7 separate regions of the Mus musculus genome follow, and regions 2, 3, 4, 5, 6 and 7 are each linked to region 1. Evidence: chromatin loops called from intact Hi-C (ENCODE). Cell type or tissue: left cerebral cortex. All regions are shown on one strand.

The links. Hi-C counts contacts between places; a loop is a spot of excess contacts. Peaks named below come from ENCODE experiments on the same cell type or tissue, not always from the same donor. Only the 100,000 strongest peaks of a DNase experiment are listed, where the experiment ranks them.
Region 2: a loop joins it to region 1, with 3 times the contacts of the local background. A loop is called at or near these places in 7 of 42 quality-filtered maps.
Region 3: a loop joins it to region 1, with 3 times the contacts of the local background. A loop is called at or near these places in 11 of 42 quality-filtered maps.
Region 4: a loop joins it to region 1, with 3 times the contacts of the local background. A loop is called at or near these places in 10 of 42 quality-filtered maps.
Region 5: it touches region 1 in a loop (7-fold over the local background); 4 of 42 quality-filtered maps call a loop at or near these places.
Region 6: a loop joins it to region 1, with 9 times the contacts of the local background. A loop is called at or near these places in 40 of 42 quality-filtered maps.
Region 7: a loop joins it to region 1, with 4 times the contacts of the local background. A loop is called at or near these places in 15 of 42 quality-filtered maps.

What each region holds. Positions count from the first base shown.
Region 1 is chr13:110,392,215-110,396,214 of GRCm38, forward strand. Plk2 (polo like kinase 2) reads left to right here and starts at 2,830. Exons shown (of 14, transcript NM_152804.2): 1 at 2,830-3,223; 2 at 3,801-3,908. The coding sequence starts at 2,963. In left cerebral cortex, CTCF peaks have their summits at 184 (motif pointing right), 2,168 and 2,748; DNase peaks (open chromatin) are centred at 189, 2,186, 2,815, 3,415 and 1 more place; H3K4me3 peaks cover 2,150 bases; H3K27ac peaks cover 1,848 bases.
Region 2 is chr13:110,689,112-110,693,111 of GRCm38, forward strand. No RefSeq gene overlaps it. Among named protein-coding and RNA genes, the nearest start is that of Gm33172, 7.2 kb to the left of the region's middle. In left cerebral cortex, no CTCF peak of the experiment used is centred here; DNase peaks (open chromatin) are centred at 2,001 and 3,195.
Region 3 is chr13:110,740,001-110,744,000 of GRCm38, forward strand. No RefSeq gene overlaps it. Among named protein-coding and RNA genes, the nearest start is that of Gm33172, 58 kb to the left of the region's middle. In left cerebral cortex, no CTCF peak of the experiment used is centred here; a DNase peak (open chromatin) is centred at 1,977; H3K27ac peaks cover 1,703 bases.
Region 4 is chr13:110,538,673-110,542,672 of GRCm38, forward strand. No RefSeq gene overlaps it. Among named protein-coding and RNA genes, the nearest start is that of Gm32990, 28 kb to the right of the region's middle. In left cerebral cortex, no CTCF peak of the experiment used is centred here; DNase peaks (open chromatin) are centred at 2,155, 2,977 and 3,295; H3K27ac peaks cover 2,508 bases.
Region 5 is chr13:110,623,800-110,627,799 of GRCm38, forward strand. It overlaps Gm33045 (predicted gene, 33045), which reads left to right and starts at 3,446. Exons shown (of 6, transcript NR_167735.1): 1 at 3,446-3,650. In left cerebral cortex, no CTCF peak of the experiment used is centred here; DNase peaks (open chromatin) are centred at 628, 2,016, 3,035 and 3,588; H3K27ac peaks cover 3,270 bases.
Region 6 is chr13:110,965,886-110,969,885 of GRCm38, forward strand. No RefSeq gene overlaps it. Among named protein-coding and RNA genes, the nearest start is that of 4930526H09Rik, 64 kb to the left of the region's middle. In left cerebral cortex, a CTCF peak has its summit at 2,432 (motif pointing left); DNase peaks (open chromatin) are centred at 1,368, 1,849, 2,409 and 2,839; H3K27ac peaks cover 2,211 bases.
Region 7 is chr13:110,556,820-110,560,819 of GRCm38, forward strand. No RefSeq gene overlaps it. Among named protein-coding and RNA genes, the nearest start is that of Gm32990, 9.9 kb to the right of the region's middle. In left cerebral cortex, CTCF peaks have their summits at 2,029 and 2,234; DNase peaks (open chromatin) are centred at 103, 1,355 and 3,953; H3K4me3 peaks cover 459 bases; H3K27ac peaks cover 3,654 bases.

The DNA of each region.
Region 1 (4,000 bases):
AAAAGTTTATTTTGCTATTTTCGATCTCTTGGAAGATGATAGAAGTTAGCTTCTCATCAAAAGCCCCATTGGGATTCGGGCACTAAAGTCTCCATCCAGAGCGTAGATCTACAGAGAACTACTTTGAGATTTCTTACCATTGCAAAGTAGCTTTGTTGTTATGTGGACTGCAGTTTTGATTCTGTCCACGTGATGGCACTACCATAAAGAAAACCATTCTTTCCCAGTTGGCCGGGACTCAGCAATGGTATTTTATTAAATGCCTGTATCTTTTTGGTAGAACTGAATTTCACACGGGATGTTCAACAGTCTAGAAAATACAATCGTATCCCCAGAAAAATATGTAATGGTGTACGATATGAAATTGAAATTAAAAAAAAAATCTCTTAACTGTTCTTTCAGTCTTTTAACTGTAACATACACAATTAATTAGAGCAGAACTCTCTCTGGGAAAGTAAGGTGGTGTTCTCCAACCAGCTGGTCCGTCCAATGGCCTCACACTGGTCAGGGAGCAAAGGTCATGGCCAAGTTTATGAATAAAGCAGGGTGTGTGTGTGTGTGTGTGTGTGTGTGTGTGTGTGTAATTCTGCTTCTCCACATCCAGCCCCGCCTCCCTCTTATTCAAACCTGGGATACTCTTGGGTTAAAGTCTCCTGTCCTTTGTGAACAACATGCCCGGGCTTGCATTGAGATAAAGCAGGGAAAGGGAGAGTGTCTTGCTGTCTACCCTGCAGTGCTAAGGAAGCACCTTTGCCCAGTGTTGGAAGTAGCTGAGCTGAATGTCTTCTTAACTACTAAGACTGGACTTACCTATGCTTGATAGTGGCCTGGAGGAAAAACCATTTGCCCTTATTAATTTGGAATTCTGCATGTCACTCTTTCCCTGTTGGCAAGGACTGAGCACTGATATTTTATTAAAGGCCTGTATAATCTTTGGAACACAGAACTCCAATGTGAAGTGACCGCTTACGTACTGTGTTAACCGAGACAATAGGACGGGCATGGAGTTCGCAAAACTTCGTGGTTCTATGAAAAATGTATTGATAATAGCTATTTAAATCGTCTAGGACCCCGTTTCTTCACCTGTAAGATGGGAAAGATGTAGACTAGGCTATGTCCCTTCAAAACAGGTCCACAGGTAGCTAGACTATGTCACCCTCAATGTAACCGCTGAGTCGGGATAAGTTTGAATTGAATTAAAAGATAGGTAGACACAGAAAGCCTGAAAGTGGCACACCACTTTTTTGTAAGGAAAAAGAAAAAAAATCACATTTATTAAAAGAAGTCTCAAGTTCTAAGTCTCCAGAACCAGACAAAAAGAACGATTCTAAGTAACAAACTTATCAGTGAAAAACATAAACTCTTCCCTATTTACTCCCTTGTTCCCGACTGCCTTTTGTTTCCTGTCTTTTCCCACACTCTTGTTTTGGCTTCTGATAGCATTCAAACCTCAATTCTAAGCCACTTTGGAGGGTACTCTTTTTGTTGTGAATGGAGAAACTTGTGGTTCTGCAGTTTATCTGCCCAGCCCGAGGAACCACAGTGATAATTTGAAAGGGTAGAAGGAAAATGATTTTCCCTCCCCTAATATGGCAGACTTTTTCATTCAGGATTGTATTAAGATGATATAGACAGGGCCGGGCAGTAGTGGCGCACACCTTTAGTCCCAGCACTTGGGAGGCAGAGGCAGGCGGATTTCTGAGTTCAAGGCCAACCTGGTCTACAGAGTGAATTCCAGGACAGCCAGGGCTACACAGAGAAAAGAGAAACCCTGCCCCCCCCCCCAAAAAAAATGTATACAGCATTTCAAAATAGCTACCAGCGGTTAATACGGAACCATACGCGCTGGAACAAGGAAGAAGGAAAGTCTCTGAGATGGTACAACTGAACAGTAAAATCTGTAAAAACTGAACAGCCGCCTTTATTCTCCACTATACCCCACTGTGGGACCTTAGATTGACTCTGTGTACCAGGGCGGTGACATTGCTTAGTGACATTAGATCCACGCAATCTGAATCACCTAGTTGGAACAAAAAGTTATAGATGACTTCAATTGTAGAATTATAATTGGCAACAGAACACTTTTAGCGTTACTGTGGAAGCCAGCCCATATTGTTGCTAAGGAACCTCGGCCCACTTAGACCGTTAATCGTTTTTCTGAAAAAATCCACAGGATGGCGATCTTGCTTAGACTTGTTGCGTACCAAACCTTCTCCAGTCGTCAAGCCCTCGCTCCACTCCAAGGTTAAGAGCCTGGCCTCTGACAGGGGTCACTTATCAGGCGATGGGAAGAGGCTGCAGGGAGCTCAGATACTCCCACGCCACAGCAGGTCACCCGGATCTGCGACCCGGATTGTGCCTGGTTCCCTAGCTGCTCTGGCTCTGCCTGGTGCCCGGTTCCGCAAGGCCGGCCACTGAGCCTCCCGCCTGCGGTGGCGGCGGAGGTCCCCAAGCGCTCCGGGTCTCCGGGTGCCACCCCGCGGGGCTCGCTGGATGACAGGGTGTGGGGCTGCACACAGTCAGGAGGGCGGTGCCAACCCTGCGGCTCCCCCGGGCTGCTACCCCGCATCCCCGCTCCTCCAGGACCCAGACAGGGCGTCCGCCCTTGGGTTTCTGTTTCCCACGTCCAAAGTCAGGGCACGCGACGAACTGGGGGCACTTGGCGTACCGCCGCCTTCAGGCCAGGTCGAAGCCCACGACATCCAGGCGGCCACCCCGCACCTATCCACAGCGCGGACTCCGGGGCCGGTGGGTGGAGCGCTCGCCGTGACGTCACGAGGCCCCGCCCCAGCCAGCCGGCGCGTATTTAAAGCTTCGCTGCTCGCTCTTGCTCGCACAAGCGAAGCAGGACGTCAGACTAGAGAGTAGGGAGAGAGACTGGTGCTCGAGGGACAGGGCTAGCCCGGACGCTTGTCCGCGCCTCGGAGGTGGCAAGTAGGCAGTGTCGGGTGGCGAGGCAACGATGGAGCTCCTGCGGACTATCACCTACCAGCCGGCCGCCGGCACCAAGATGTGCGAGCAGGCTCTGGGCAAAGCTTGCGGCGGGGACTCAAAGAAGAAGCGACCGCAGCAGCCTTCTGAAGATGGGCAGCCCCAAGCCCAGGTGACCCCGGCGGCCCCGCACCACCATCACCACCATTCCCACTCGGGACCCGAGATCTCGCGGATTATAGTCGACCCCACGACGGGGAAGCGCTACTGCCGGGGCAAAGTGCTGGGCAAGGTGAGGAGCGGCGGACGTCAGGCTGCCGGGCGGGAGGGCGGGCTGCCCGGGCAAGCTGAGCGAGCAGGGACCCAGCGCCCGCACTTCTCGCTCCTTCAGCTGTCTGGTTCCCCGAACGATCGACGTGGGTTCCTCTCCTGCCCTCCTGGGCTTCTGTGCGCCGACAGCGCTGGGGTTCGGATTTGCATCCTTAGCCTGTTTTTCTCCCGAGTCTAAGAAGGAGGACTGAAGGCATTCTACCTTGGCCTTGGGCTCTCACTATCTGATCCCCAGGGAGCTAGCCTGTCAAATTTCTTCAGAGGGCATTTTCCTCCCTTTCCCCCTTCCACTCCCTTCTCCATAGAGTTCTTTGTAAAGGGGAAACGAGAAAACTGGACTGGTTTCTAGGAATGTGCTGCCCTTCCTGAAAAACCATTATACAAAGCAGATTGTACTGCTCTGCCCACCCTCTGTTCCTCAAATTTTGCTTCCCGTTCCCATTTACGTATTCATTTATTTTAAACGTTGGCCCTTCATTTTTTTTTTTTTTCCTTTTTTCTGTCCTGCTCAATTCCATCTCGGCTTTGTTTCCTCGCAGGGTGGATTTGCAAAGTGTTACGAAATGACAGATCTGACAAACAACAAAGTCTACGCTGCAAAAATTATTCCTCACAGCAGAGTAGCTAAACCTCATCAGAGGGAAAAGGTGGGTATGACTGTCGACTAAAGTATTTTCTTTGTGTGCAGGGATGGCCCTACCCTGTTAGAAAAAAAATGTCTTCTGCATGTGTAAGCACT
Region 2 (4,000 bases), 300 kb after region 1:
TGTGTTTGCTTGTTTCTCCATGTAGCATCAAAGTATATTACTTAATAACCTATGAAATGGAGGATCCTAGAGCTAGTGAGAAAATTGCTGTGGTCTCAACAAAATTCAAAAAATTTAAAAGAGGATATTCAATATACTCTTCCCAGAAAGTAAAAAAAAAAAAAAAAAATCCAAAATTCATGTGAGACCAGAAGAGATCCCAAATAATCAAAGCACTCCTAAGATTAAAGAACACACTGGAGGGATTATTATTCCAGATCTCAAGATAGATCATAGGGTCATAGGAAAAAGACCAACACAGCACTGGAACAAAAGCAAACTTGCAGACTAATGGAACAAAACAGAAGACCTAAACTTGAGTGCACATGATGGCTACCATCTGATATTTTACAAAATGGCCAAAAACTACACCAGAGAAAATAGTGCCTTTAATCAACAGTGCCTGGAAAGCACTATCCACATAATGACTGAAGAAATTAGACCTGTACTTATCTCTCTACACAACAATGAACACCCACTGGATTAAAAACCTCGATGTAAAAGCTGAAATTGGGAGAACACACAGGAAGCTATATACATATTACCAGGCATAGACATAGAAAAAGAATTTCTTACTAGGACCCCATTCACTAAAGAATGAAGGCCAGCAATTGGCAACTGGGACCTCATAAAACTAAAAAGCATCTGCATAACTAAGGAAACTTCAGTGTAATGAAGAAAACACCCACAGAGCAAGAAAGAATCTTTGTGAGCTATTTACCTCTCAGTCAAGAAATCAAATAATCCAGTTAAAATATGGGGAATGAGACTGAACAGGGAGTTTTCAAGAGAAGAAAAAAATTTTAAAAGTTAAGATTGCATGAGAGAAGGCAGAAAGATTGTAAGAGCCAGAGACCCAGAAAGTCTCCTATGAGATTGGGTCTCCTAGACATGACTCTATGTAAGACCTAAACAATGACAATGTCAGTAGGGATACTAGAAGATCTGAACAATAACAGTATCAATAGGCGTGCTAACACAGAAGGGAGAAGATTTCTCAGGGCTCTGCCTCGAAACAAAGAACTATAAACAAGTGATCACTCCTGAATTGGTTAGGCAATACATAGTGGTCTTCCCTGGAATCATATATACACAAGCAACAAAGATGGACTCAGACGATTGCACTTACATATTTGCACATCTATGTATATCTATTTATCTACTATCTACTTTTCAAAGAGGCCATCAATTTGGACAGAATGGGGAGGGACATGGGAAAGGTTGGAGGGAGGACAAAGCAGAGGGGAGGTGATGAAATTATAGTTCAATTAACAAATAAATTAAACAATGAAATAAAATGCAAAGGGAAGTATGGTCAGTGGTGGTATGGGTATGAAGCAAGCGCTGGCAATATGTCAAATAAAACTGAATTTCACTATTAACATCCCTAGTAAATCCAGAGAGTGAGTGGTTCCTAGTAAATGTTCACTTCAAGGAAGTTACGATTACCCCTCCCTCTACCAGGACCTCATTCCAGGGAGAGGTGTCAAAATTGATGTAGCTTTGAGTTGGCTCTGTGTGGTAGAGCTTGATATGCAGTGAATTAAACTTACCATCTGGCAACCTGGGGCTTCTGTTGTCTCAGATTGTGAAGCCAACGTGGGAACACATCCAAGAAGCAGAGTGCAGGGGACCTGGTGGGTACTAGAAAGCACTGGACACATTACACTCTTTCTTTTTTATTTATAATTGTTATCCTTTCTGAATCTGTGGATGTCACCTTCATTTCCGGACCTGACATATTTCACTGGAGGTTCTTTGGAGAGTTCGGACTCTAATAACAGAAGAATCCCCTGGCAAGTAATGATCTTGTGTTGTAAAACACTCTAACCCATCACATTCCAATGGAAACCTGCCCACGATAATGAATTCAGAAAGGACGAGGAACTGGAAAGTTGCCCTCTGACTCATGGCTCTGCTCCAGCCGTACTTAGGATAATAGATCCGGGCTGGGTCTCCCTTGGGAAAATGTGTATTTTGGGAAGGAAGATGCCTGAACAGCATATAGAGAGGTTTCCTGTGCTGCCACGAGCAATTTATGACTTAATGAGTTTATTTATAGGAACATTATAAGTCCGTTATCATTTCAGAAATCAATGAAGCAGTTTCCAAAGGAAGTCAGTGATTTGTGGCTATCAGCTAACACAAATTATTTATCACAGGGAAAAAGAATCCCTCCAGAAAAGAAAACTGGTAACTGAGCAACGTAACAGGAGATAAATCCTTCAGGAACATTGAATACAGTTTTGTAAGAATAAATGTTGCTTAAACAAAAGGCCATAGTGTGTCTACTGGTTAAACATCTTAAAAAGCTTTTAGAACTCTTCTTTTCTGATTGTGACTAGGACTTAATGCAGAGAGCTGCCATTCGCGAAGAACTCACTGCTACCCTGTGGATACCTGCTAACTACTCTATGTATGTTCTTTACCCCCTTCGATCTGATACCTCACAGAGGGTAAAAGGGCTCTGAGAGATGTGGTAAGTAATTATTAAAGAGATATAATGGCTTGCTCGAAACAGGGAATGATAAAAGGGGGATGATAAATGGAGTGATAAGTTCAAGTCTACCTTACTCTAAATCTATGTGTTTCCCCTCTTATACTAACACCACTGGTTCAAGTTATTTGATAATGTCTGAAACAGATGTGTTTGATCTGTTTCAGATCATTCATTTCACTCTACATTATAATATACAGCCAGATACACACATATCCAATTTACTTATCCATCCCTTCAAATATATGAGTCCGTTGTTCACCTATGGCAAACCCTTACTAAGCACATGGGACCTATGAATTAAAACTTAAAGCCTCTCATCTCAGCGACTTAACAGGGAGAAAAACCAGATAGCATTTATATTGCACATGTGCAACTATCAAAGAATGTACAAGATCATGAAACAGAATGGCAGCACAAATTCTCTAGGCCTGGCGCTGCACAACATCACCACACTTGTCAAATTACCAGCTATCTTTCCAAAGCTACTGACCTCAACTCCAATTGCAGATAACAGCAAGGGAGTTGAGACTGTTTATGTGGGTTTAGGGAAAGTTCCATCTGGATGTCAGTAGAGCGCACAGGAAAGGGTGTATTTCTAGACAAAGGAAATCTCCTTCTCCTAAATGTAGAACCTCTTGGAAACTGTTCTGAATTTAGAAATCAACTTCAACTGTCACTGTTTGTGAAGGGGGTGGGTTGAGGTGGAACATACACTTGAAGTAGCTACATATATCGCAGTCTCTTCTTCTAATTGCCTTGGCAATTCTAGAGTTGGATCCACAAGGACTCGTATACTATAATCTTTTATTGTTTGCACATGATTATTGTTTGCGCACAATAGACTGTACTTCTCTGTTTGGTAAAATTTGAATTTCTCTTTTAAATTAAAGCTTTCAATATAATGAAAGTAGCTTTCAAAAGTTGTACTGTTCATTCCTTGAAAACCTACAATGAACAGTTTCTATACCTCCTGCATCCTGGTGTTTGTTCCTGATAAAAATAGAAACACGTCTTATAAATATAAACAGAAGAAAAATGATAAGGACCAAGTTCAAGTTCTAGGCAGCATTGCATGCTGGGAAGCACAACGTACGTGATTTTTAGGCTTCATCAAAACGTGCATGAAGGCAAGTTCATGGTTACATCATGCCCTCTGCTCTCCTTTGTTTTCCATTGCTGCGATAAACACCAGAACGCAAGGCAATTTGGGAAGGGAAAGGTTTAATTTGGCTTACACTTCAATGTCACAGTCTGTCATTAAGGGAAGTTAGGGCAGGAACTCAGACAAGAATCTGGAAGCAAGAGCTAAATGGGAGACCACAAAAGAACACTGCTTACTGGTTTGTTCAGCCTGCTTTCTTGAATAATCTGCAACCACCTGCCCCTCAGTAGAACCACACAGTGGGCTGGATCCCCCCCCCACACACACACATCAATCATTAGTTCAATTAGTTCAGATAA
Region 3 (4,000 bases), 350 kb after region 1:
AGCTGCATATGTAGCAGAAGATGGCCTAGTCAGCCATCACTGGGAAGAGAGGTCCCTTGGTATTGCAAACTTTATATGCCCCAATACAGGGGAACACCAGGGCCAAGAAGTGGGAGTGGGTGGGCAGGGGAGCAGGGTGGGTGGAGGATATAGGGAACTTTCGGGATAGCATTTGAAATGTATATAAAGAAAATATCTAAGAAAAAAGAAAAAGAGGACCAGAAAATGTACTGTTGGATCCAAGCCTTCAGATCAAAGAGAAGAGTTTAAGGAAAAACTTGAGGGAAAATGAATAAAGGGAGGGGCACCCTTAGGGCAACAAAAAGCTTGTGAAGCAAAGGAAAAACTTTGAACAAGTCAAAGCTTACGCAAATGTAATTCAAGGATAGGGTCAGAGCCCATCCCAAGCCAGCAGAAGAACTTGGCAGCTTCAGGCACAGGGGTGAATCTTTTCTAGATTCATTGGCGTCTCAAGGATATCGGAGATACTATAATCTTGGGATGCATGCCAAGGGTAAGCTGCAGACAGAAAGTGGAAAAAGCCCAGGAGAGAAAAAGTGTGCTGCAGTCAACAAAGCCGGCAGGAGTATGAGAAATCTAAGTCAGGCTTTAGAGTTTGTGCCATTGAACTTTCATCTCACTCTGGACCAGTATTTTCTCACCATGTTCCCTTTTCGACATTTGGAATGGTAACACATAGTCTGTAACATTGTTATTGGAATTTGTCATTTGCTTTTTAATTTAATTTAATTTAATTTAACTTAATTAATTTTTATTTTACAGGGATAATAGTTAAGAGAATGCCTGTGTCTCAAAAGGGACTTTGGGCATTTTAACAATCTTGAGACTGTTTGAGACTCTGGGGACCTTTGAAGTTGAACTGAATGCATTTTGCATTACGATATGGCTACAAGGCTTTGCCGGTCAGAAAGTGGAATGGGACGATTTAAATGAGAATGGTCCTTGTGAGCTCATATATTTGAATATTTGGTTCTTAGTTGAATTGTTTCAAAGAATTATGAGGTGTGGCCTCGTTAAAGGAGGTGACCCTGAGGGTAGTCCAAAACCCAAACACATTGCCTCCTGCCTGCAGATAACGATGTAAGTTAGGTACTGCTCTAGCTCACAACTCTAAGCAAGCCACCAATAACATGCTTTGTTCAGTAAGCTGCCTTTGTCATGGTATCTCCTCATAGCAATAGAACAGTAAGTAGGAAGCCATCCAAGAGAAACTATCAGGCTAGCTGATCTATACATTAATCACTTCTGTTGAGAGTATGAGCAATTCACTGTAGCTATTTCATTGAGTAATTTTTCCAATAAAATATTTTCATGAAATACCCACTACTAGAGAACATTAGCTCATGAAACGAGATTAAGACATAGTTCATTTTGATCTCTACCTTCTTGAAGCTTAACAAAAAGGAGAATAAAATTTTATCTTGAGGAAAACAAAGGACTCCGTTAAGAGCTGGCCCCTTTCCTCTCCCACTTGGTGTAATTTTAGTTGTATAATGACTTTCTCTCCACCAATCTCTGTCATATCACTATATACTTATTAAATGCTTCTGCCTTTTCTTCCCAAAAATCCTATGTATTTCTGATATAGTGTTCATTATATTCCAGTATCGGAACAATAGGTTTCTTGTCTTATACCAACTAGAGGAGAGCTTTTCGGGTGCTGATGAGTCATTCTAATTTTGCATTCTTAGTTTCTGATTCTGTGCTTGACATGCAATCTTTGTGCAATAAACGTGGTTAAGCAAACGAATGTCTGACTAGAAGAGTGCTTTTACACTTTAGTTTTCTAAAGCACTGGACTGTGCCGATGAATGCACAGACTGAAGCTGCGGATTTCCTGAGCATCTGTTGCTTCTGAGCATCCTCCTTCACTCGTCACGCCCATTGTATCGCCAAGGACTCCTGAGCACATTTTATTGTTGGGGAACAGCCACTGGCAATGTTGTTTCTCCTCAAGGGAAGAAAATTCTTTAAATCTGTAGGAATTTTGCCATGTACCTTTGATGTGAAAATTGTATCATCTATTTTTGGGAGAGTTTGCTGTTACATAAGAATATAAAGAAGGAAGCAGAGAGGCCACCAGTCAGCCTTCACAATCTGTAGGCTTTGATTTTCAAAGCAAAGACGGCAGATTAAACTCTCAAGTCTTGAGTTTTACTTGGAAGGAAAACAGGGTTCGGAACTTATTCACATCTGACGGGCTCAGTTTATAAATGGCAAAGCTGAATGCTTAAGCTCAGAGCTCCATCTGGCCTTTGCACCTGGGTTCCTACAGTGCACCCCACTATCAGCTTTTTGAAGGATGTCACTCTGAAACATGTTACTGTCTGCTGACATGTCTAGGAATTCTCAGCTGAAAACCCACAATTCTTTGTTGTTTGGACCAATGCAACTGTTGCTAACTGTAGTATTTATGCTAGCAGTTATTAACTCCTTTGCATCCTAGCTCAACATAATCCATTTCTTCCTTGATTGGGACTGTTATCATATTTGTCTCTGAATATCTCACACCTCTGTTTTCCTTTACTCCTGTATTCCCTTTTTATTTTCCTTCCATTCTCCTTTTCCAAGAATAAATGTGAGCAAAGTTGCTCGAGGTTAATGCTAACAAGCAGGAGATCATGACACTGGGTCTTGGGAACAGAATGATTTTTTCCTACTTGAAAGGTGAAGGTTTGAAAAGTAATTGTTCCAAGTAGCATCTTACATAAATGACACATCTAATTTTACCTTGTCAAATCGTTATGCAGATGATTAAACCTGAGGCTTCTTTTTCTACATAATAAATATGTTATAACCAGTGCTTACCAAACAAGATTTCAAGATTTATATTTATTCTGTATATGTATGTATATAAGTCATATATATATATGTTTATATATATATTTATAGTGAATATATTTTTAGTATGTAGATGCTTTTTGTCATCTGTTGCAAATATTTTATCCCATGATCCACATTGTTTCTTATTTAAATAGACTGTTGGGGGTTAAGGCTTGATCTAAAACCAACCATGGAATGCTTCTTACCATTTTTCACTAATCTAAAATAACCAAATTGGTTTGGGAAGGAGAGAAAATTTTTTTCTTAGAAAAGTATCTTTGTGGTTGCATTTGGTTTTGTGGTTAACACAGTCCTCTCCAAAAAAACCTCAGTAGAGGAGGTAGGTGACCCACAGGTATAATTATGGTCCCGTTTCCAAATTTAGATAATGTACCACAGGTTGGGCAACTCTTTGGGAGGCTAAACAAATGTTACAGCAATAGTTAGCTATAGATTCGATGTGAGAAAAGCCTGTGTATGTTTATGAACAAGTCCTACAGCTAAGGCAGCGTTCTTCCACTGCTAGTTAGCTGAGTCTCCTTTAAAAATAGATTTCAAGGCAGTACAATAATCAAATCACCATAGTTAACCCTCAGAGTAACCTTCTGGTGTTTACAGACTTATTTTTTAAATGATTATGACAGTAGATTTTAGATCCAGCAGATAGAAACTTACCACATTCTGTTCATGAAACTTTTAGACAGTATACTGCACCAATTTATGAGAGGGACCTTTGGCTTTTAGAACAAAGCAAATGAAAAAGGTAGTTCAGACAACGGCTCAAGTAACAATGTCAAGGATTTGTCTTTGCTGGGTAAGGAAGTTGACAGTATCTCTAATAATTTCCACTAACTCAATGAAGCCTACAATATAAGCAAGAACTGGAAAAGTACTTTGTACAACACACTACCTGCCTCCATCGAGACCTCACACCCAAATCATTCCATGTTTCTAAATTGCGGTGCTATTAACTTACATCTTTTACCATTTCTCTTCAGAATCACTCACCATGGTAGAGTATTATCAACTGTCCAAGTACCACACAGATAGGGAAGGCTTCAGTCAGAACATTCAGAACAAGCCTGATAGTTCTTAAGTATGATAAGTATGATCATCCTTAAGTAACCCTAACCCTAACCCTAACCCTAACCCTAAC
Region 4 (4,000 bases), 150 kb after region 1:
AGATATATCATGGTGCCTCCTATCCAGTGCAAACGGGGAAGTACTACAACCAGGCTAATCTCTGGCCTTCCCTTCCCCAAATTCATTCCTTAGAATTACAATCTCAAATGAAAATGTTGGTATTGCCTGCATCACTGGCCTTTGTATCATAAGTATTATCGGGGAACCAAGGGTTGAGAAGGGGAGAAAAGTACAAGGAACAGGACCTGAAGAAATGAAGGCCAGTTAAGAGTGATGTTTTTAAGTCAATGACCATCCTTATAACCACAGAATAGTGCAGCTCTCAGCCGTCAATTCAGCCTTATACCTACAGAATCATGTAGCTGTCAGCCCTCTTTAAAGCAACTTCTTTTTGCAGCAGATGGTGACCATTACAGTGGGACCACCTAAGGTTCAGGGGGCAGCAAGATTGCAAGAGCCTGAGGACCAGGAGACAAGCTTTGAAATGGGGTATATTGGATATGACACAGTGCTTCACCCACAAAATCATAACACGGTGGCTGCCTAAGCATGACCTGCCCAATGGCACAAGTTGACATACCAACACAGACAGTGTAAATATCACAAGGCCTCACCCCTAAATGAGCTACAGACAATTAATTGCTACTAAGAGAGGGATTATCTGTCTTCTCTGGGAAAGAGCTTTGATGGATCATCCAATCCTACTTGGTTGCCCTTAAACAAATAATTCCTAGTGAGCAACACTAAATGGACTCAGCTGGCTGTACATACACACACACACACACACACACACACACACACACACACACACACACAGAGGCATATGTCACAAAAATAAAGAAGAGGCCAAGAGTTTCCATGGTCGTGGGAGGCCTGGGGTGAGCAGAGTCGAGAGCTCTGGGGATGGAAAGGATGTAAATACAGTATTCATGTCTTGATTTTCAATAAACTAAAAAAAAAAAAAAAAAAAAAAAAAAAGAAAAAAGAAAGAAAATTTTCATTAAGACCAATGTGGTACACAGCTACAAGGAATGGCAGTCTTTTCATATTCACATCTGTAAATATGAAGTACTTATCATTCTATTTGAGAATACTGTGACTTCAAATTCCACTGAAGTTAAAAATACTGAAAATAATGATTAATCAAAAGAGTAAATATGTATGTGGGAACAAAGCGCTTATAAAGCAAACCCACTTTGTGTGGGTTCTGTGTCTGTGAATATGCTCAACCCAACCTTCATAGGTATTTGCATGATTTAACCAAATAACACATACCATCATTAAAAATTTTACATTGATATGCATGGGAGGTTTATTTTAGTACACAGTCACATATTGTGACATGCCTTTTACTGGGGTTGTTATTGTATTTTGGTTTTGATAACTAAATCAGTGAACTAGAGAAATGTGGCAATTAGCAACTTCACATTGACCTTTGTTCATCTGGGCATCCGTTAATTTATGCAAGGCTTCAATTCTGCTACAAGGTTGACTATCAGTTCGCTGTGTGAGAAGAAGTGTTGTGAATTCATGTGTGGGGGAGCTTGGCCTTGTTGGAAAACCCTGCTTTGTGTTTTAGGTTGAAGGTCAGGGAGCTTTATCTAATAACCACTTAGATTTTGTTTTTCAGAAAATACATATAGATAAGTGAGTAGAAAAGTATGTGTTGATATTTGGAATAATGAGTTTGTTTACTTATTATAATAAAGCTCAGCTGATCATTGGTATCAATAACCCTGCTACATAAGGCCACTCTAGGAAAACCAATACAATCAGTTGATGGGGCATGGATATACTCCTTTGGTTATAAAAGTTATACTTCTGAGGATATGTTAGAATGCTGTGATTCTTCTAATTACCATGTTACCATCAGTAAATTAATTTGTTTTTAACATTGGACAGTTCACTCTAATTTTACTTTGGAAAACTTGGACTCTTTCTGAGCATGCCACAGGGCAGCTGGAAGAGCATTCGACTTAATGAGGTGAACTCCCGCACACAGAGGTCTTCACGTGTGTAATGATGATCTTTAAATACAGCTTTCATCACCTCTACATCTCTGTGACATCCTGATGTCATTTGTTCCTTCACGTCCTTTTGTTCTTTCTTTATGCTACGTGTGACTAATGCGATTCAAATATGCCTGTAGCCATGGAAACTATACGAAGGCGGAAATGTGAGTGTACTCATTTGCAGGCCTCCACATCACCCAGCCAGCTTCTCCGTCACTGAAATATGCTTTATGAAACTATTGGACACAAATAACTGTGGCTATGTCTGATATTCCACAGTAACTCGTTCCTTTTTAAAAGTGATAGTATTTGTGTTAGGAATCACTACTTGTCCATACTGCCTTGAGGTCATGTGGGGGAGTCCACCAACCTCAGTCATACAGTTAGATGTGTGATTTCTGTGAAAATGCTAAGAACTGACAGGGCATATATAGTAAGCACATGCTTGTCGAGCCACAGTTGCTGAGTGCCAGTGAATGGAACTCAATTGGTGCCAGTCGCCATTTTGAGATCTTGATTTATCTTTCATAGCTGCCAAAGTGAAGATATATTGTTCTCCGTCCATTTTAATTAAGGTCCCTTTTTTATTTGCCTACTAGGTGACTTTTATCCATTCTCTGTACTTATCACATTTGATTTTATTTCATCTATTTGTTTCTGTCAGTCTGTTTTCCTTTCTTTTTGCTTTTATTTCTAACTCATGGAGTCGTTAACTGGCAGAATTGGAGAGGAACACAGACGATACAGTTTAACACATGCATTTTATAACTGTGACAAGCCCAGCCCCCCAGTAGAACAGCCAACTCATAATCTTCCCCTTTGATCACAGGCACACTAAGCATACATGTCCCAGAATAAACTCTGACATCTCTGCAAAAGTGTTCCTCCCACAGCGCTTCTGATATAACAAATGTTGTAAGCCTGCACTCAAATGCTTAGGCCAAAATTCCCCCAGGCCATCCCTGAGTCTTGGTTTCCTCTCCTAGCCTGGCACCCAACCTATCAGCCAGGCTCAATTCAGGTCTCATCTCAACACAATGCCATCTTCCTAAGATCCCTGACTCCCACTCCACAACCTACTCTGTCCTCACCATGAATCATCTATGCGGAGCTACTGTGATTGGCAGAATCACTGTCAGCATGCTATGACGTAAGTCCCTTGAGGACAAGAGCTTTGCATATCTTGTTTCCTATGGTACCCTTAGCTTTAGAATAATCCTGGAACACAGAAAATGCCCAGTCATAATATAACTGGAAAAAAAAAAAAAAAAAAAAACAGTCCATGTATCTTAGCTGAGTCACTGAGCTGTAGTATCATGTGACTGTGGAGTGGCAAAGCTGAGAAGAGACAGTGAGGGTGCTCTACTTCCCCAGCATGCTCCCTATAATTAGCTGCCTCTCCTTGCTTTGTTTTTTTCTCCTAAAGCCTTAAGCATCTTGTACCATAGAGTATTTCCAACCCAAAGAAGGACCTACATGTATGTAGTTAGTTTTATGCAGTGTTCCTGGTTTCTTTCTTATTTTCTTGGTGTTCCTTTAACTTTGCAAGACCCTATGAGTTAGTTCTTCCTAAAAGCCAGTGACTATGCTCTTTTCCTTTAGAAGCAAACCGTTCTCATATTCCAACCTTTCTTTGGTCATTCAATGCCCAGTCCATCAGTGAGTAGGAGATAGCTCTGAATAAAAACCTTAAAATAATACAAACTAGAGTTGTTTATTAAGGTAGGCTTGGACCATGCCTCCCCCCTGCCCCCTGTATTTCAAGAATTTTTTGCAGTTGGCAGAATTTGAGATCTTGTGATTAGTAGGTCTGAGATGACCATTTTCTTAACACCTGTTGCCTAGGGACTACACTCAACTCCAAAAAGCCACTCCTCTAAAGCAGCTGTCCACATAGCTGTGGTGAAATGGAAGCCATGGGGACGATATCCTTCTTGATTTATTTCTCTAAAGCTAGGTGGTAAAACTCGCTGAAGAGTTAAGATGACTTAGACACCATCAGAAAGCACTCTTTGTGCAATGAACAG
Region 5 (4,000 bases), 230 kb after region 1:
TGCTGGCCGTGGGTGACTGCTGGAAGAAGGGGCATTCCATTTTCCTTAGGAGTGTGCCCACTGACAGTGTCCCCATGCCCTAGTAGATGACCCCATACACAGCACATGACACTAACTGGATTCCATAGGTTCAAAAGTAAGTTAGTCAAAAATTACAAGAGGGAGGCATGTAGTTTGGAAAGAAATCTGAAGTGGTGTCTGGGGTTGGGGAATTGGAAGAGATATAAGGGGTAGATATGATCAAGATACATTTTATACAACAATGGCATTAACAATTAATAAAGAAAAATAAGTTTTACGGGTGGTGGTGGAGGAAAGCAGGTGCTCTAAGGAATCAGGTACTGGAGATGAGCATTTTCACATTTCAGGAATCAGCTGATAAACCAGAGCTAGCTTCTGGCTCAGAGGGTGACAAACTGCATTAAAATAACCAAAGGAAGTGATGTTTCAGGACACACACACACACACACAGTGAAGGCAATAGAAAATATGAAAATGTGGTCCCCCGGTTGAGCACCACACAGAATCTCACAGTAAGTGGGATATTGATGCTAATTTTGTATCAGAAGATAAAGGAAATCTTTGTGGCTATTGCATCTCCCAAGGCTGGAGTTACACTTTACTGAGACGATGCTACTGGCCTTTTTTCTCAGAAGATGGGTCTATGGTAAGTGAGGTTATTGTGGGAAATCCAGGGGCATGACCTGCAATGACCCACTCCCACACAGACACTGCCAGTGAGACGTAGATACAGAAGCTGCATCCTCAGAGATGCTAGAATCTGTGATCTGTGAGTCCATGGTATTTCTATCCTCTCTGAGTTCTACTAGGTAGAAATGACTGGGAAATTCCACTCACTTTGAAAAGACTGGAGTCATTTTCTTGTTTTGGAAACAGAATTTTGCCATTATAATAAAGAATCCACTTACAATTACAAACAGTAACTGGTGAAAATTATCATAGTCAATATCATTGGAGTTAGAAGCTCATATGGGGTACTCACCGTAAGGTCATGAAGATGCTAGCTAGTCTTTGTAAATGAGTTTTACCTTTCATATTTGCTTGATTTTGAGGAATTGGCACCATCATCCTATTCTTTAATTAGACAAGATGAATCTCAGCCTCCCCAAGTACATTTGCTTTTCTTATATGCTCTTAAGTACCAAGTGAAGACACTGACTAGTTTATAGTGCTCCTAAGTACCAAGTGGAGACACTACCTAGTTCAGCTCACCCCCACTACCCTCACTGTGTACAGCAAAGACAGCCCAAAACAACAGCTAGAAAGCTCTGAATTAATTCCACACCACAACTTATCTCTTTTGTGTTTTTGTATTTACCAAATACCATTCTCAAAAAAATAATCGAACTCACTGAAAATCCTGTTTGCTGTTGTCGAGGCTGAAAATTGGTGACAGCAACTTCAGATACAATTGGGCAGGTTCCTACAAAATGGACTGTACCCATGCCAGAGATGCAGTTGTACATTTTTGTATTTATCCAAATGATTTTAAAATGGGTAGCCACCAAAAGCCTTCCCATGGGTGCTTGTAACAGTTTTAGTCATAGTTAACAATATATGGACACAATTAGAATATCCTGCAATCGGTGAATAGATAAATGTATATTAACCTAACAGTAGAGCATTGCTCATAACAAAGGGTAATTCTACCACAGCATGGATGATATTGCAAAGCAAAAGATGTCAGCCTACAAAGGCTGCACACCATGATTCTAGGTTCCAGGATTACAGAAAAACACAGTATAGAGATACCAAGACCGCACTGTATGAATTCCTCTTTGCCCTTATAATCAATATCAGACAAGGAGCAACTTAGAGAGCAAAGCTACATTTGGTTTCCAGGAAGAGAGTGCACTGTATTCATGGAAGCTTGGGGCGGAAGCATCCCCTGGGTGTGCCAGCAGGAATGTGAGGCTGCTTGCTCACATCTAAGAAGACAGAAAGGAACTCTGCACTAGCTGACTTTCTCCTTTCCCCTCTCTGTGCAGTCCCGAACCACAGCCTGTGGAATGGGTCCACCCACGTTTAGTGTGGATCCTATCCCCAAAGCTAATCCTCTCTGGAAACGCCCTTGGAGACACACCCAAAGACATTCCCGAGTCACACCCTAAATATTACTTAATCCAAACAAGTTGACCTTGAAGATTAACCATAGCACAGAAGTTAGAGGTGCACACTAGCAGGTGGAGTACTGGGGAGTCGGTGCCATGAAAGGTATTCTGTATGTTATCACAACAGTGTGCTCATGACGACGTATGTGAACAAAATCCTGTGGAACGAACCCCAATGGAAATGTCTTACTTACGCTAGTAATAACTGGTAGCAATGTTAATTTATTACTTAGAGCAAATGCTTCTCACTGATGCAAGATCATCGCAATAAAAGAAACCGTGTGAAGCAAAAGCTTTCAAATGTTTGTTTTTAAAAACAAGCATCTTCATACCTCAAGCCTTCTTTGTCAGAATGCATTGTGGGTGCCAGAGACACCTGATTATGTCATTGTCCCGGAGGCTTTAGCACATAATTTAGCATGGCCATCATCAGGCTAAGCAAGAGCCTGAGAGTGCTCACGTTGTCCAGCACACTGAACTGGAACGGGTATGAGATGCTGGGTCTCTGAGAAAAGAAGAGTGTGGCGTTGAGGGTGTGAATTTAACTCTTCACTTGTGCTGCTTTGGAAGGAAGGGGTTAAGGGTTTGCCTGGCTGTGGGAAGTTCCAAGAAGAAGGACAGCAGTGGGGGAGAGTCACAGAAGCAGAAGCAGAAGCAGATAAGATTTCTTAAGAGGTGACATTTCCTCCTCGGGAGCATCCTGGACTTTGCAGTTTCTTTGGAAGTGAGGGTCTTTCCTGCTGTCACTCTGAGCCTGACTGTCTCTTTCTGGGGCTCTTTTCTGGTTTCAGTTTGTCTCCAAGTAGGAAATGTTAACAGTCATTGCTGTGGGAATATCAACCTCATGTTTTTAATAGGACAAGTAGCCGATATTAGAGATATGGGTGAATGAAGGTATGCACTTGCATGGTGTTTGTGCTACCCAGAATACCTCAAGTTCAAGGCTGTTGTATCAGTCGGGGAGAAGACTGGGAAGATGGGTTCCTAGTAAACACTTGAGCACCACTCACAGGTCCACTGTTTATCTGTTCTCTCCAGCAAAGAGCAATCACCAACAGGTTCTTTTTAATACTAGTCTAGACGAGGTTTTGCAATGTTGCAGGTTCTTAATTGTAGTAATTACTGCCTGAGAACAATTAAGCAGTCACTACCAAACATTTCTATTGAGTGAATCTAGTGTCCTATTAATAAACAGTCATGAACTTATCTCTTTCTGGAAAAACCTCCCTAGCTGGTTCCCTACTACAGAAATCTCAAGCGGCGTTTGTTCCCACACATTCAGAGTTTGTAAAGCAGCTGTGTCCCCCTGAGCCAGACATGGTCCCCGTTCCTCTGAGGGCCAGAGGCAGGTTCTGCAGCTGCCTGCTGCCCTGACTATGTTCTTGTTACTAATTAAAGGTAGTGGCTGTGAATTCAGTGTGATACACAATAAGTATTCATCACGTAAGCCTGGGTGACCTGGATCTGCCTGCTGTGGATCCTGTTTCCCTCTGCCTGGCTCCTTTGCAAATTGCATCTGTAAGTATCTTTTCTCAGGGGAAGCAATTTCTAATCTTTAGATCAAAGCCAAGCGTGAAAGATAGCTTATCGTTTTTTTTTCAAATCATGAATTTCATATTCTAAATTATCATTTTATCTACAAACACCTACATCAGTGTTCTAGCCGGAACAGTATTTCTTTTCGTTCCTCTGTTCATTTGCTGGGCTGGATTTATTTTTTCGAGAGGGTTTCTTGTAAGCCGTATTCTCTTTCCTGCATCACATTGTGGAAACATAGGATGGCAAACTCAGCTGTCAATCAAAGTGCTCTCTGTTCTTAGTGAAGCTGAGTCAGTCCAGCCCTAGGAGGAAGCGTGTGAAGGAGGCTG
Region 6 (4,000 bases), 570 kb after region 1:
CTTGAACATTTAAGACCTCATGTCTGCCTCAACAGTGACACATTTCCTATAGCAAGGCCACACTCCTCTAATAAAGCCAAACCTTCTAATAGTGCCACTCCCTATGGCCAAGGATTCAAACACATGAATCTCTGGGACTATACCTAGCCAAACCACCACAACCACAGAAAACATCTTCATGCTGAATAGACAGCTCTAGTTTGGACACTGAGAGGAGGGAAAAGTTGAGTTCCTGGTCACATGTTACAGATGCTCATTTTAAAACATCATAGTAAAAATAAACGTACTCTTAAAGAAGCAAAACATGAAATCTGAGATCATGGATTCGATTACTAATCCTACTTTACATGCTGAGTAAATATAGCAATTCACTCACCTGCCCAAGCACCAGTTTTCTCATTTGATCAACGTGGATAACAATACCTATCTTGCAGGCTACGAACAGGCCGTTCTGGAGATTGCTATCAACCCCTTCTATGTATATATCTCCCTTTTGTCCATCTGGGAAATAAAACATGAAACAATATGTCTGCTGCAGATACTCTTTTCCTAGACCTGATATTAGTGATAACCGTTGCGAACAATTAAAAAAATGTTTTAAAAATTCTTTTAAAAAGAAGAAACATGTTTGCTCTTCCTTAAATGATCTTAGGGTAGGCATCAGCTTTAAAATGAATCTGGAAGTAGTTTACCTTTGGTCCTTTTATGCATACACACACACATGCACACACATGCATACCTACACACACAGGTTTACCTAGAGCCATACAAGAGGCAACAAAGAAAAAAAATCCCAAGAAGGCTCTCCATTTACACAAATGTAAAAGTCAAGGGACAACCTTGTTGAGCCAAAATATTGCACAGTTTTCTGTCATTCTCTCTTGGGTTGCATCTGTGTTAAAAAGATTCTCCCCAAAAGTGGCAAGGGGCACCCTTTCCTGAATTCCCAGCTCTTGTCAGGAATAACAAATTTCTAAAGAACTAAATTAAAAAGAAAGTTCAAAAAGGAAATCTCTCTTCTAGTCTTTCTTATTGCACAGTACAAATGGCTAAGGACTCCAAGGGAGACCACCATAAACTCTGTAGAACAAAGTGTAGTATTTCACTGTGAATTAGCCTGTTAAAAAAAATGTTACAAAGCAGAGCTCATTGTTTTAGGATTTACTGTTCCACACATCCTAAAGATATGATAAGAAACTATGAAGTCAGCACTGTAGCTATTGAGACAGCGAGAGCAGACAAGCTCCATCCAGAAACAAATAGATTTCCTACAGACCTGTGATCTTGCTTATCTAAGAGGAAGGTTTTGTTTGCTTGTCAATCAAGCAGAGCAGATCTTCTGGGCGCGCGGCCACACCTTGGACTGGGGAAGCTCAGGAAGGAAGGAATGTGGGAAGGAAGAGGGGAGAGGCCATTTCCTGATGGGTCAGCTGCTGGCAAGTGTCTGGACCCTGGGAAAGCTGTGGTGTAAGCCTTCCTCTCCTTGGAGAGCAAGCAGAGCAGCAGGAACAATGGTGTGAAACTCTGCCGGTAACTCCCAGGTCACGCCTGGAGCAGCATGGTCCACCGGCAGCAGGTTATGCCTCAACATGTCCTGGACTCTCGGCAGCCTGCTGTTTAAACCTCCCTGTGCAATCCCTCTGCCAACATGAAGCATATTCTCAAGGCAATTTCTCTCCAAGGGAGACAAAGAGCATCTAGCACTGGGTTAACTGAAAAGCCATGGCATGGGAGAAAAGGCCTTCTAAGACTCTCAGACTGCCAATCCCAGAGATCTTGACTGACAGTTCTTATGTTTTAACATCCCAAGTGATCTTTTTATGTTCAGTTTCTGATTAATCTGCAGAGCATCCTCCTGTGTTAGGCTACTCAGGATCTGTAGAATGAGTTAAAAGACACCATTCCCTGCTCCAGGCTTGGTCTCCCCACGCTCTGAAAGGGCTGTGCCAAGGAAACTTACTTCTACTGTTAATGTCTCAGCTAAAAGGTGCTTAATCATTGTAAGAATTTCTTAGCTGGGCGTGGTGGGTACATGCATATAATTCCAACATGTGGGAGGTGGGGGCGGGGCCATCAGGAATTTGAGGTTATCCTGAACAACATAGTGAGTTCATGTCCAACCTAGAATACAAAGTACAAAATCTGAAGAAAAACGAAACAAAACTACAAAAATGAAAACAAGGACCAGCTGGGTTGGTGCAGAGGAAAGCCAAGATAAACCAAGAAAAAAAAAAATAAAACACATCAATTTAAAAATACCTTATTCAATATTCAAGACAAGATTTCCTACTGTTCCTAGTCTAAGAGACTAGTTTAGGGTAATCTCTTTCCCTCCCTTCCTCTTTCACACAGTGTAAGCAGGGCATTTGGCTCCTCCCTAGCACAGTGCAAGCCTCCATGTTCTTTAAATCTGGTACATTCCTGCCCTCTAGAGGACAGAGTTCCAATCACTGCTAGGATCAAACAGTTGCTTTGTGGAGACTGAATTGTCAAATTCATAGCCGTGAAGTACTCTTGGCTCACACAGGCACAACAGCTTTCAAAAAAATAATCTTTCTTCAGGTGATTCCCAGGCATCAAATTTACCTAAAGGTCATTTTTCTTATAAACAGGAGTAGTTCGTTGTTGGTGAAAATGTAATACCATATGGATTTATTTCTCTGTTTTTCCTACACGTGCTTAAATTGGCCAAAACAGTGGCAATGAGCTTAAGCCAATGTCTTTGGAGCTTCTCCCTAATCCTCACCCCTCAGTTCTCAACACAGGAGTCCAAGAGCGCCAGGAAGATCATCCAAAGAAGTCATTCTTCAATCCCTTTAAGCCGATGGGGCTTTGCACTTCCCGGGCAGGATTGAAGCAGCCAGACACATGCTGTCGCCTTCTCCTCCACTAGGAGAACTTCCTAGCAGAGCCAAGAGGGCCAAGTGACGTTCTCCAAGTGACGTTCTCCAGGCCACAGAGTTGGATTGAGGCATATGGTGCAATGGAACCCAAACTGCTGATAATGTTTTTAAGCCTGTGGCATCAGTTTTCTATTCAAAGACCAAGCCAGAGGTTTGCGTTATTTTATTTTTAGTTACATAGACACCAGGCTATTTATCACCAGGGACAGAAGTGAATCTAGCACTGCCCCCTGTGTGGTGGTTTGAATGAAAAGGGCCTCCATAGGTGCAGAGGGAGTGGTACTATTAGGAGGCATGGCCTTGTTGAGGAGGTGTGCCACACTGGAGGTAGCTTCGAAGTTTCAAATGCTCAAGCCAAACCCAGTGTCTCTTTCTCTTCCTGGTGCTTTCAGATCCAGATGTAGAACTCTCAGCTACTTCCCCAGCACCACACCTGCCCAGATGCTGCCATGCTTCCTGCCATGATGAAAATGGACTTAACCTAGAAACTGTAAGGCAGCCCCAATTAAATGTTTTCCTTTATAAGAGTTGGGTAGTCATAGAGTCTCGTCACAGCAATTGTCACTCTCCAACATGTGTCTATTTCAGACTAGGTCATGGCACCATTGGATATGGTGATCTTCCTGGTTACAGTCATCTATATTCTGGAACCTTGGAAAGTGTTTGTGATGCTGGCTGTCCTTTTATAACAACTTTCTGGCCTTTGTTCTCTTCCGTTTATGAATAAGAAACTAAGGAATATCACTAGACCAGGCCATAGAGCATACAACTGTAAGATCTCTTCTGCTCTAAAATGTGTCATTTCTGTTTCATCACGAAGTTTCTAACAAAGAAAAGAGCACTAGATCGATGCATAAATTACTTCATCTATTTGCTTTTAAAATAAGATGGGAACTGACATGCCTTAGGCTTCATACTTCACCGGCAGAGCTAGGGCTAATAGGGATTCTTAATTTCAAGCCAGTCACTGTACAAAGTCTATTATAGCTCCTTTCTCATCCTCCTCCCCTGACACACACACCAGCTGCAGAGGTCCACCGTGAAATCACCATACACATCAGAAAGATGTTGTCTTTGACAGTTCCTTCCTTGCTCTC
Region 7 (4,000 bases), 160 kb after region 1:
GGAGATGTGGCCTGTTCTGGGTAGGATGTTCTCAAAATAACCAGAAAGCCCCAGTGAAGGCGTTAAGCTTGAGTGTTCTGTAAGATGACTAAAAGCTTTAGGAGTATTTAAAGGAGATGAACAGCAGGGAGGGACAGGGTAGGAAGTCAATCTGGCCAGAACAGAACACTTCAAAATGGTTTTATCTGAACGTTTTGAACCCTTGACACTGAGTCACTTAAAGGAAGTAGCCAATCCCCAAGGAGTGACTGAAGACACGGGATATAGATGCTGTAGCTTTGGGGTGCATTTCCCAGTATCTAGAAGTCGGGTACATATTTTGCCAAACCAGGCTGTCCTGCCTGGGGCAATTCCAAAGTAGAGGTGGGTGCTGAGCCAAAGCGATCTCTTTTCATGTGCACAGACCTATGCACCTCATACCACCACCCCAAACCTGGAATCACCATCACCAGCATCATTACTGTGCCCGGAGATATATTAGGAGTGGCTACAGCAGCAACAGGACCATCAGGGAAGAAGCAGAATTTGTTAGATGTAGTGATTAGGGTTTGGAGCTTTTTGCTGTTGTTGTTTTCGTTGTTTTGTTTTGATTTTTTTTTTTTTTTTTGCTTGTGGATGTATCTCCTGCTATTTTTTTCCATCAAAGGAATATTCTGTGACTAGCCCTATGTTCGAGGGCAGGGTTGCTAAATACCCAACAGTAAATGAACATTCATTTGAGCAGCAAGTCCTTCCCCATGCATGTGCTGTGTTGAAAGCTGACCATACAGCTGCTGTGAGTTCTCAGCGTTCTGAGCCAAAGTTCAGATCCTGGGGGCTTGGACAGATGTTCAGGAGGAAAGCAACTGTCCATTCTCTTTTGAATGCTAGCCTACAAGGATGCTTGAGATGGGAGGGGGGAGGGAGGGAGGGAGGGAGGGAGGAAGGGAGGGAGGGAGGGAGGGAGGGAGGAAGGGAGGGAGGGGAGAGAGGACTCAAAATCTTAGTGGCAGATCTGGGCAAAGAAAAGAGGCAGGTCCTTCTTTCCCATTATTATACTGGTTAAGAATCAACCGTGAGCAGAATAGGGGAGAAGTACTAGTAAAAAGGGGACAGGCAGGTCATGAGATCTTAATAGCTCTTGTTAGTACACTTACTGACAATGACGTAACGCAAAATGTCTGGATTATAATTCTAGTCAGGAGCACTGGGCACAGCATCACGGTGTCTGACTCCTTGCGCACGTGCAGAGAGCAAGGTTACTCCGAAAAGAGATGTAATTTTCCCAACCGGGGTAACTCATTTATTTTGATAGCTGCGGGCACACAAAAGAGAGCAGGCGTAGTTGTTAGTTGCAGGTGTTCTTTGGAGTGTGCAGATTGGCAGGGTCTGCGTGGTGGAAAACGTATAGACTTCCTCTCCAAATAGAACCTGGGAAATCATCCAACACGTCCCACTTTCCTGAGAGGAAGCAAGATGTGGGGACGGGAAAGCTGTGTCAATAAGGCAGCGCGGCAAAGGCTTTTGTGATTGTTTTCGTATCATAAATATTCTGCTGCCCAGCTTATGAGCGTGTGATTCCAAACAATGGTAATTTGCTGACATTCTTCAACAAAACTGTGAAGGACTCGGGCTTGCGGTCCCTTCTCGCGGAATCCTCTGTACAATAACACAGAGAGGAAATTTCACGACTTGGGCCACCCTTATGAAACCACAAACGCTAATTAAGACGAGGAAGACTGAATTTCCACCCTGTAATAGGCCCAGAAAGATGACCACGTGAGCTTCGCAGGAGGAGTTTCCTGCTTTGGTGCATAGCTTCATTTCTAGGATAATTTTGAGCTTCGTTCCAGAAGTAATTTATCCGACAGTTCAGGGTCTGTTTCCCCAAATACCTCTGTGAGGCTTCCAACAGACATTAAACTAACTCACCTTCATGGATCCAGTGTTACAGTAGCACAGTTTCTCATGTATGACATTTATCCATTCAGACTTAATCACACAACTTGCCAATTCAACTCAGTCAGCCCCTCCTCTTCTTCCTCTGGCTGCAATGGCCCCAGACATCCTCTAGGTCATCTTTCCTCAGCAGCAGCTGCTGCTTCTAGGTGACAGCAAAGCAGAGCAAAGAGAGGCATCGCACCTCTTGAAGTTCCAGATACTGGGTTCTGTAGCCTAATCTGGAAGACAGTTCAGGGTTAGACACATCTCTGAGGACAGTAATCCTTATGTCTGAGTTACCTTGACAAAACTCCGAAATCAAAGCTGGGTCTATGGCAAGTTTGTTTCATTATAAGGGCAACAATGTATCATTTGTCATCTGAAGGGAAGCTTTGCGTCTTAACAGCTACTGAATAGGCATGGAGAGAGCTGTCACTGTTAGACAAAACTATTTTCTTGTTTTGAAATGGGGGTCTTGCTATGGTGCTCAGGCTAACATTGGTCACCTGGCACATGCCATCCATCTTGTCTACCTCCCAAGCACCAAGGACTATAAGTGTGTGCCACTGTGTTTGGTTCTACTCATGCAATAGAGACAGGAGAAGACAACTGGTGTCATGTTCTGGACCAGGCTCTTCCCTTGAGTAGGATAACCTTATAGGGTGGCTTGACACTCAGGTTTCTCCAGGCATACAGCTTCTTATCTTTACTGATCACTCTAGGTCCAGATATAGTTCAAAATGAAGGAAAGAGACAAAGATTATAACAAGGGCCAAGAAAAGCAATTGATGTACTAGAGTTTGCACGTCAATCCACAAATCTTTACATGATCCATGGCCTTATATTCTAGGCATAATTCTGGTTTACTAACTCTTTTTGACATGTAAAGATTTCATTGATGTTCTAGAAATCAAATCTAGGGCTTTGTATAGGGTCAACAAGTATACCACAGCCGAGAAATATCCTGCATATATGTCATATGTTGTTCAGTATTTCATCTACTGCTCAGATTTTCTGTTTGCCAACAATGTATGTAACTATCTTTATTTTTATATGCAAGAAGTTCTATGAGACACTGGGCATACATGACATTCTGGTCTCCAGAAAAGTCATCCTCTGAGACTCAAGGAAAATAAACACAGAAGCAAAACCAGTGCCGTTGATAAATGATGGAGCAGAGGGGAAAGCAGTTGCTGAGACAACAGGCCCAAGCTCTGGGGGAAAAAATGCTAGCAATGACATATAAGCAATGACATATAAGATGAAAGAAGGAAGCTGGGCAAAAGTAAACCTGGATTATTTGCTATTTTAACAGCCGAAAGACAGAAAAGAAACTGTGTGCGTGACAAAGTAAAGAGTTATAAGAAAAAACATTACCTATATGGGATACTATATATGATGCACAAACCAAAGAATTGGAATTCTATTTTCGAAAAGGGAACATATAACTCATACACTCTTTTAAACATCTTTTCTTTTGACCCTATATCCCCTAGCACCGATACACATACATACATGCATATGTCTGCATACCCATGCATGTGTGTGTATACACACATATACGTACATCTAAGTATGCATATTGTGCTAGTCAGTTTTCTCTTACTTTAACAAAATCCTGACATAAATCAACTTTTAACCAAGACAAGTTTATTTCTCTCACAGTTTCAATTCAAGTTTGGGTCTGAGGATAGTGAGACCACATCAGATTGGAGAACATGGTGGAGCAAGCGTTTCACTTCATGATGTCTGTGAAGCAAAGAGCAAGGAGGAAGGGAATGGGTTAGGTGTCCAACATCCCCTTAAGTGCCTTGCCCGCATTGGCTTAAGGCCTGCCATTTGCCTGCACCACCTAAAGGCAACACCACCTCCGCTGTGGATCAAGCCTCCACACGGGCCTGTAGGTTACACTGAGTCAAACCATAGCACGCATAGATGTAGACCTTCTCCACAGGAGCTCTGTTCCTCAGCCCCGTGTTAGCCCAAAACAGCAGGCACTTATGTAAGAGGAACTCAGGCAGTACAAACTTCTTAAGGACACTCGGAACTTCTCCGTCTGTTTTGGTTTTGCTTCTGCAGT